Regions from separate parts of the Homo sapiens genome. Here region 1 is linked to region 2. The links are chromatin contacts, found by Hi-C or POLR2A ChIA-PET in ENCODE. All regions are on one chromosome and are shown on one strand. Each heading gives the region's core, a stretch centred on a gene start or an enhancer-like site at or near the end of the contact. The rest is flanking DNA. Distances are from core to core; before and after follow the strand shown. Region 1 overlaps TIAM1 (TIAM Rac1 associated GEF 1). Region 2 has its middle 41 kb from the start of SCAF4.

Region 1 (2,986 bases), core at 281-2,780, 570 kb after region 2:
CATAGTGAAACCCCATCTCCACTAAAAACACAAAAATCAGCTGGGCGTGGTGGTGGGCGCCTGTAATCCCAGCTACTCAGGAAGCTGAGGCAGGAGAATCACTTGAACCCAGGAGGCGAAGGTTGCAGTGAGCCGAGATTGCGCCATTGCACTCCAGGCTGGGCAACAAGAGTGAAACTCCATCTCAAAACAACAACAACAACAACAACAAACTCTATTGGTCATAGGAATACATCGTATGTTGGTGGAGAACTAATTGTGCCTATTTACTATTGAACAGACATTTTCTTTCTTTCTTTCTTTTTTGTCCCAGACACATCAACTGGATCATTCTGCTCATTACCTGCGCCTGAAATTTCTAATAGAAAACAAAATGCAGCTCTATGTTCCACAGCCCGAGGAAGACATCTATGAGCTGGTAATGTTATGACTGTTGTCCAAGCACACTTTATGGGAGATTATCTTCAAATTATGAGTGTTCTCGTGTTAATTGTAGTTGGTGGAGTGGAACGAGTTCAAAAATAAATGAGCTTCATTCATAGCCCTTAAGTTGGTGGAGATGGCCCTACTTAGCTCAGTATTCCAGAGTGGAATGATCACCTTTGTTTACGCACGAAGCAGTGCAGTGCTATCATGACAAATCAAAATCTAGAGCTATCTCTTAGATAGAACTTTAGTCATTATTATAATACTAGCTTTCCTTGCATTGGCAATCTTTTATTTTATTGTATTTTAGTATTTTTATTTTGTTGTTTAGAGACAGGATCTCACTCTGTCACCGAGGCTGGATGGAGTACAGTGGTGTGATCATAGCTCACCTCAACCTTGAACTACTGGGCTTAAGTGGTCCTCCTGTGCCAGCCTCCTGAGTAACTGGAACCACAGGCACGCAGCTCCATGGCTGACGAACTTTTATTTTTTAATTTTTTTTTTTTTTGTAGAGACAGGATCCTGCTTTGTTGCCCAGGCTGGTCTTGAACTCCTGGGCTCAAGTGATCCTCCCACCTCAGTCTCCCAAAGTGCTGGAATTACAGGCGTGAGCCACTGCGCACGGCCAGTCTTTTATTTTAATTGGTGACTTAAAAATCAGCTGGTTGTTGTTACAGAAAACAGTGCTAATTCTAATTTTGTGTGACATCCGTAGCCATGTTGAAACTGCTGGATCAAATCTTGTTGGGTGAAAAAAGCTGCCATCTATGTCCTAGTCTTTTGGAACTGTATTTATATAGCTTCTCGGGGACATTTACATATATTTGAGTTTGAACATACTTATGGGACTGGGGTTCTGAATCAGACCTGCTTACTAATCATATGGAACTAGCCAAGAAAAAAAAATGAAATGCTAATACTTAATTTCTAGGATTTTACAAAGATTAGAGATAATATGCTTACTTGGTAAATTACAATGGTTGTTATTGCAGTAAGCCCAGTGACAAGCTCTTTGCTCTTTAGCAAAGTGGTGCGTTTGTCAGTTCCAGGAAAGAAACATTTTGGGAGCAAGGCGCCTCTATTTTGGAGTTCCTGTGCTCTCTCTGTTCTTAGTCATTCCTCTGGGGGCTCTGACTGCTTGCCATGGATGTGTGAATAACAGTGACTTCAGAGAGGGTTTCACCACAGAAAGCGGAACTGAACATTTAAACCCAAGTATTATTCTCTTTTTGGAAAAGGGAAGCATGATTTAAAAATGAGTAGGAAATTGTGTTTTTAGTCAACTTTATTGAGGTATACTTTACATTTAAGGAAACTCTTGCCAACTTTAAGGACACAATCCAATGAGTTTTGACAAATGTATACAGTCTTGTTTCCACTGCTGTGATCATGCTTTGGAACATTTCTGTTATCTGAAAAGTTACCTTGTGCCCCTTTAAGGGCTTTTAAGGAAATGTAAGAGAGCGTGTGCTTTTGTAACACTTATAGCACGTTATGCAATAGAAGATTATCAAAATAATGAGCCCTTTTCCAACTATCACTTAAATCAGTAACTGTTCTGTGTTCAGTACATTTAACAGAGAGGGCTGATGTATTCTTTTTCTGGCCTGGGGAAAAGGCCAGTCTTGGTGCTGCTGTATGAGTAAAGGAAAGAAAACCCTTTTTTCTTACTTAAAAAAGGGAAGTGCTTTCCTGCTAACACTAGAAGAGTTATTAGATTATATATTTTGCATCTTGGGGTTAATGAGTATTTTGCATCCTGAATTATAGGGATCATGCCTAACCAGGTTCCATGTTCCTCATATTTTTCACATAAGAGGTATAGGTACTTCAGACATAGTTTTTGAAATTGTATGGACTCATTATTTTTAAGCCTTGCCCATTGTGTGGTCTCTTTAGTCTGTTTGGATCTACAATTTTTGTATGCAGATAGCTATATATGTATTTTAAAAGAATCTTAAGTACAGGGAGACCATGGTATTATTTCTTGGCCTGTTGCAGAAGGTCTCCAGCCCATAGATCTGTAAGGATGCAAATGCCACAGTCTTGCAAAACCTCTGTTTCAACCAAGGTTCTTAATTATTTTGTCCTTTGGATACTTTTGGTAGCCTGGTGGAGCCTCCAGACCCCTTCTCAGAATGATATTTTCAATCGCGTAAAATAGAATACATAGGCTTACCTGTGCCCTAAATATATTGAAATAGTTCTCAAAAATATTTTTTGAATTATTGGTAATATATGTTCTTATTTATTAGCTTATTAAATTATAAGGCTTAATAGGTAGACATAGACCTAATAGCTAGACCATTAAATTACAAGACCTAGCAGTAGATCTAATAGCTACCACTGTTCTGAGGTAACGATGAGCATAAATAATATTTTGAGACACTAGCAGCAGCTAAAACATGATATGAAAATAACTGTGATTTCCATTCGTGACGGAGTCACAGGCACTGCTACTATTACTATGTTTGTTGCCTACATTCATTTAGGATAAAAGGAAATGCTGATTTTCAGTTTAAGGTTTGTAAATATAAAGATATCACTTTTTTTTTTT
Region 2 (3,401 bases), core at 335-2,834:
GCCACTACCTTCCAGGATGAAGCCATCCTCCCACCCCAGCCTCCCAAGTAGCTGGGACTACAGACCCATGACATCACTCCTGGCTAATTCATAGAGATGGGGTGTCCTATATTGCCCAAGCTGGTCTTGAACTCCTGGGCTCAAGCAATCTGCCTACTTCAGCCTCCCAAAATGTTGGGATTAAAGATGTGAGCCACCATGCCTGGTGTAAGAAATGGATCTACCAAGTTCAGGCTATTTTGTAATAATTTTCATTGTGTATGTGTGGTTTTTGGTTTTGCTTTTTGCTTTTTGGGTTTGTTTTTTTTTTTTTTTGAGTCAGAGTCTTGCTCTGTTGCCCAGGCTGGAGTCCAGTGACACAATCATAACTCACTGCAACCTCAAACTCCTGGGCTCAAGCAATTCTCCCACCTCAGCCTCCCAAGTAGCTAGGACTACAAGTGTGCACCACCATGCCCAGCTAATTTTTAAATTTTTTTGTAGAAGTTGAGGGGTGGGGGGTTGGGGGGGGGCTCTCACTGTGTTGCTCAGGCTCGTCTTGAACTTCTGGCCTCAAGCAATCCTCCTGCCTTAGCCTCCTGAAGCCCTGAGATAACAAGCATGAGCCACCACACCTGGCTAATTTTTAGTTGTTTAGACTGTCTTGTCCTCAAGGCAACAATCTATTGCAGCTGATTCACGAGGCTCACACCTTTGTAAGTTTTGTGATAATAACTGAGGGCCAGGTTGCAGCCTGAGGCTTCTTGGGTCTGGCTTCCTGTCCTTTCCACAGGTCCTAGGTGCCTCTCCCACCATGCACAAGGCCCTGATCCAGTCCTAGGACAGTTGGCTAAAGAGCCTGTCAGCTAATGCTCAGCCTTTTCCAGCTGTTTACCCCATTTTTCTCATGTGTTGACTAACACTTCCTGCCCCCAAAACCTGTCAGCTCCAAGATGTACTCCACAATCGTTCTGTCTCCCATCTGTCCATCTGGGGCCCAGGGGACACAGCAAGAGTCTCAAAAGGCCCATTTGCATCTCACCCACATCAGTAGAGCAAAAAGGGGGCATTGCTGTAATAAAGAAATAATTGAAGGTAGAAAGTGCTAAAGCAAAAGGGGAAAGGAAGATTATCCAAATGCAACTAAATATAGATTCTACTGTGGGTCATGTTGCTGAGGTGCAGACATTTACAGCAGGTGTTCAGTTTTGCTTAACGCAAGACTCTTTGCAATCATTTTTAAGTAGTACAGTGAAAGGGCCCTTAGGGAAAGAGCTCCCCTTGTTCTCACTTTGCAGATGTAGAGGCCTGAGAAGCAGGGAGGTGAAGTAGTTCACCCACGATCCCACAGCTGCTAAGTGCCAGGGCTAGGACTCCATCCCAGGGCTTGGGACAGTCAAACAGGGCCTCTTTCAACAAGCCCGTATTGTCTCTCAGCAAAGATCTATAAAAAGCTGGATGATAATAAAATAAGCTTATGCAACACTTTTGCCTAATGCAAATTAAGAAATTGATTTCAGGAACAGAAACTTGGGTAGGGTTTGCCCACATACAAACAACACTAAAGAGAAAGTTGACTACTTAAAATAGAAGACACTGTTCTCTCATGTGACTGAAAGGATTATTTCTATTCTGAAAAACTGAGAGGTTGCCTGTCATAAAGTCGTGTCCTCAAATTCAGAAACTTTAAAGTTTAATGCGGCCCAACGCATTGACTCACACCTGTAATTCCAACACTGGGAGTCCAAGGTGGGAGCTTGAGCCCAGAAGTTCGAGACCAGCCTAGGCAACATGGCAAGACACCGTCTCTACAAAAAAAATTTTTTTTAATTAGCTAGGCGTGGTGGCACATGCCTGTAGCCCAAGCTACTTGGGAGGCTAAGGCAGGAGGACCCCTTGAGCCCAAAAAGTCAAGGTTGCAGTAAGCCATGATCACACCACTGCAACCCAGCATGGGTGACAGAGTGAGACCCTGTCTCAAAAATTAAAGTTTAAAAATAAAGTTTTTTAAATAAAAAAAAAAAGTCTGGCCAGGAGCGGTGGCTCACACGTATAATCCTAGCACTTTGCGAGGCCGTGGTGGATGGATCACTTGAGCTTAGGAGTTCAAGACTAGCCTGAGTAACATGGCGAGACCCCATCTCTACAAAAAAATACAAAAAAAATTAGCCAGGCATGGTGGCACACACCTGTAGTCCCAGCTACTCAGGAGGCTGAGTTGGGAGGATCTGACCTCTTGAGTCCTGGAGGTCTAGGCTGCAGTGAGCCAAGATTGCACCACTGCAGTCCAGCCTGGGTGACAAAGTGAGACCCTGTATCAAAAAATATATATACATATATATATAAATGTTTAAAAGCCTAATGTAAGTGTCTCCAGTATACTGTAAGTAAAGTGACTTGTGTTTGTGAATTTAATCACTTGCAAAACACATAGTCATTCTCTCACTTGTCTTTACAATAACTCTGTGAGGAGCTGAGCATCAATCAGTGTCATCATTATCTCCATTCCACAAATAAGGAGATGGCGGCTCAGAGAAACTAAATGAATTCTCAATATCATGCAGCTGAACCTTGAACCTCAGGCTGCTGAATTCTTTTTATAAGGTATGGTAGAAGGGAATTCAAGCTCGAAGTCAGGAAGACGGATATGAGTCCTGACTTGGCCACTTACTTGGTCTCTGTCATTGAACAACTTATTTACCGCACAGAGCCTCAGCTGATGCATCTGTAAAATAGGGAGAATCACACCTGTGTGGTAGCTTTTATGAGTATTCAATGAAGCAATGTATGAAAAGCATCAAGGTCAGTGCCTGGCACAAACCAGGTTCTCAGACAAGTAATCCTTGCTATTGCTGATATATACAGCTTCTATTATACTATTTTGCAGCTTTTCCAGCTAGTCACGGCACAATACATGACTTAAAGACACAAAAGGGAGACTTCCTTTCCTCTGATCTCACTCCCTGATTCACTGGCCTGGCTTCTTATAAAGAAAGGTCTTGGCCTGGTTTAAGCAGAAATTCATTTACCAAAAGAATTAGTTGATGAAGGCCAGGCGCGGTGGTTCACGCCTGTAATCCCAGCACTTTGTGAGGCCGAGGCAGGCAGATCATGAGGTCAGGAGATCGAGACCATCCTGGCTAACATGGTGAAACCCCGTCTCTACTAAAAATACAAAAAATTAGCTGGGCGTGGTGGCGGGCGCCTGTAGTCCCAGCTACTTCGGAGGCTGAGGCAGGAGAATGGCGTGAACCTGGGAGGCGGAGCTTGCAGTGAGCCGACGTGCGCCACTATACTCCAGCCTAGGTGACAGAGCGAGACTCCGTCTCAAAAAAAAAAAAAAAAAAAGAATTAGTTGATGAGGTCACCAGTAAATGTAAAGCATTTCATTTATTCACACAATAAATGTTAATAAAGAGTGT

What was found. A loop is a pair of places that touch in the nucleus more often than their neighbours do. ChIA-PET counts read pairs that join two places held with the same protein, here RNA polymerase II (POLR2A). Pooled maps may share reads with other maps.
Region 1: a loop to region 2 is called in a pooled map, with 4 times the contacts of the local background. The contact joins two enhancer-like sites. A Hi-C loop is called at or near these places in 3 of 37 single-sample maps with no recorded cell type and 3 of 50 pooled maps. POLR2A ChIA-PET finds 5 or more read pairs at or near these places in 1 of 52 experiments (activated CD8-positive, alpha-beta T cell).

The regions. Positions count from the first base shown.
Region 1 is chr21:31,200,340-31,203,325 of GRCh38, reverse strand. TIAM1 (TIAM Rac1 associated GEF 1) reads left to right here. Exons shown (of 28, transcript NM_001353694.2): 12 at 314-418. Among named protein-coding and RNA genes, the nearest start is that of TIAM1, 140 kb to the left of the region's middle. Within about 2 kb of position 1,530, at least 3 of the 41 ENCODE cell types and tissues checked have a DNase peak (open chromatin) inside an H3K27ac peak, as active enhancers do.
Region 2 is chr21:31,770,939-31,774,339 of GRCh38, reverse strand. No RefSeq gene overlaps it. Among named protein-coding and RNA genes, the nearest start is that of SCAF4, 41 kb to the right of the region's middle. RefSeq lists an enhancer at 1,227-1,516. Within about 2 kb of position 1,584, at least 3 of the 41 ENCODE cell types and tissues checked have a DNase peak (open chromatin) inside an H3K27ac peak, as active enhancers do.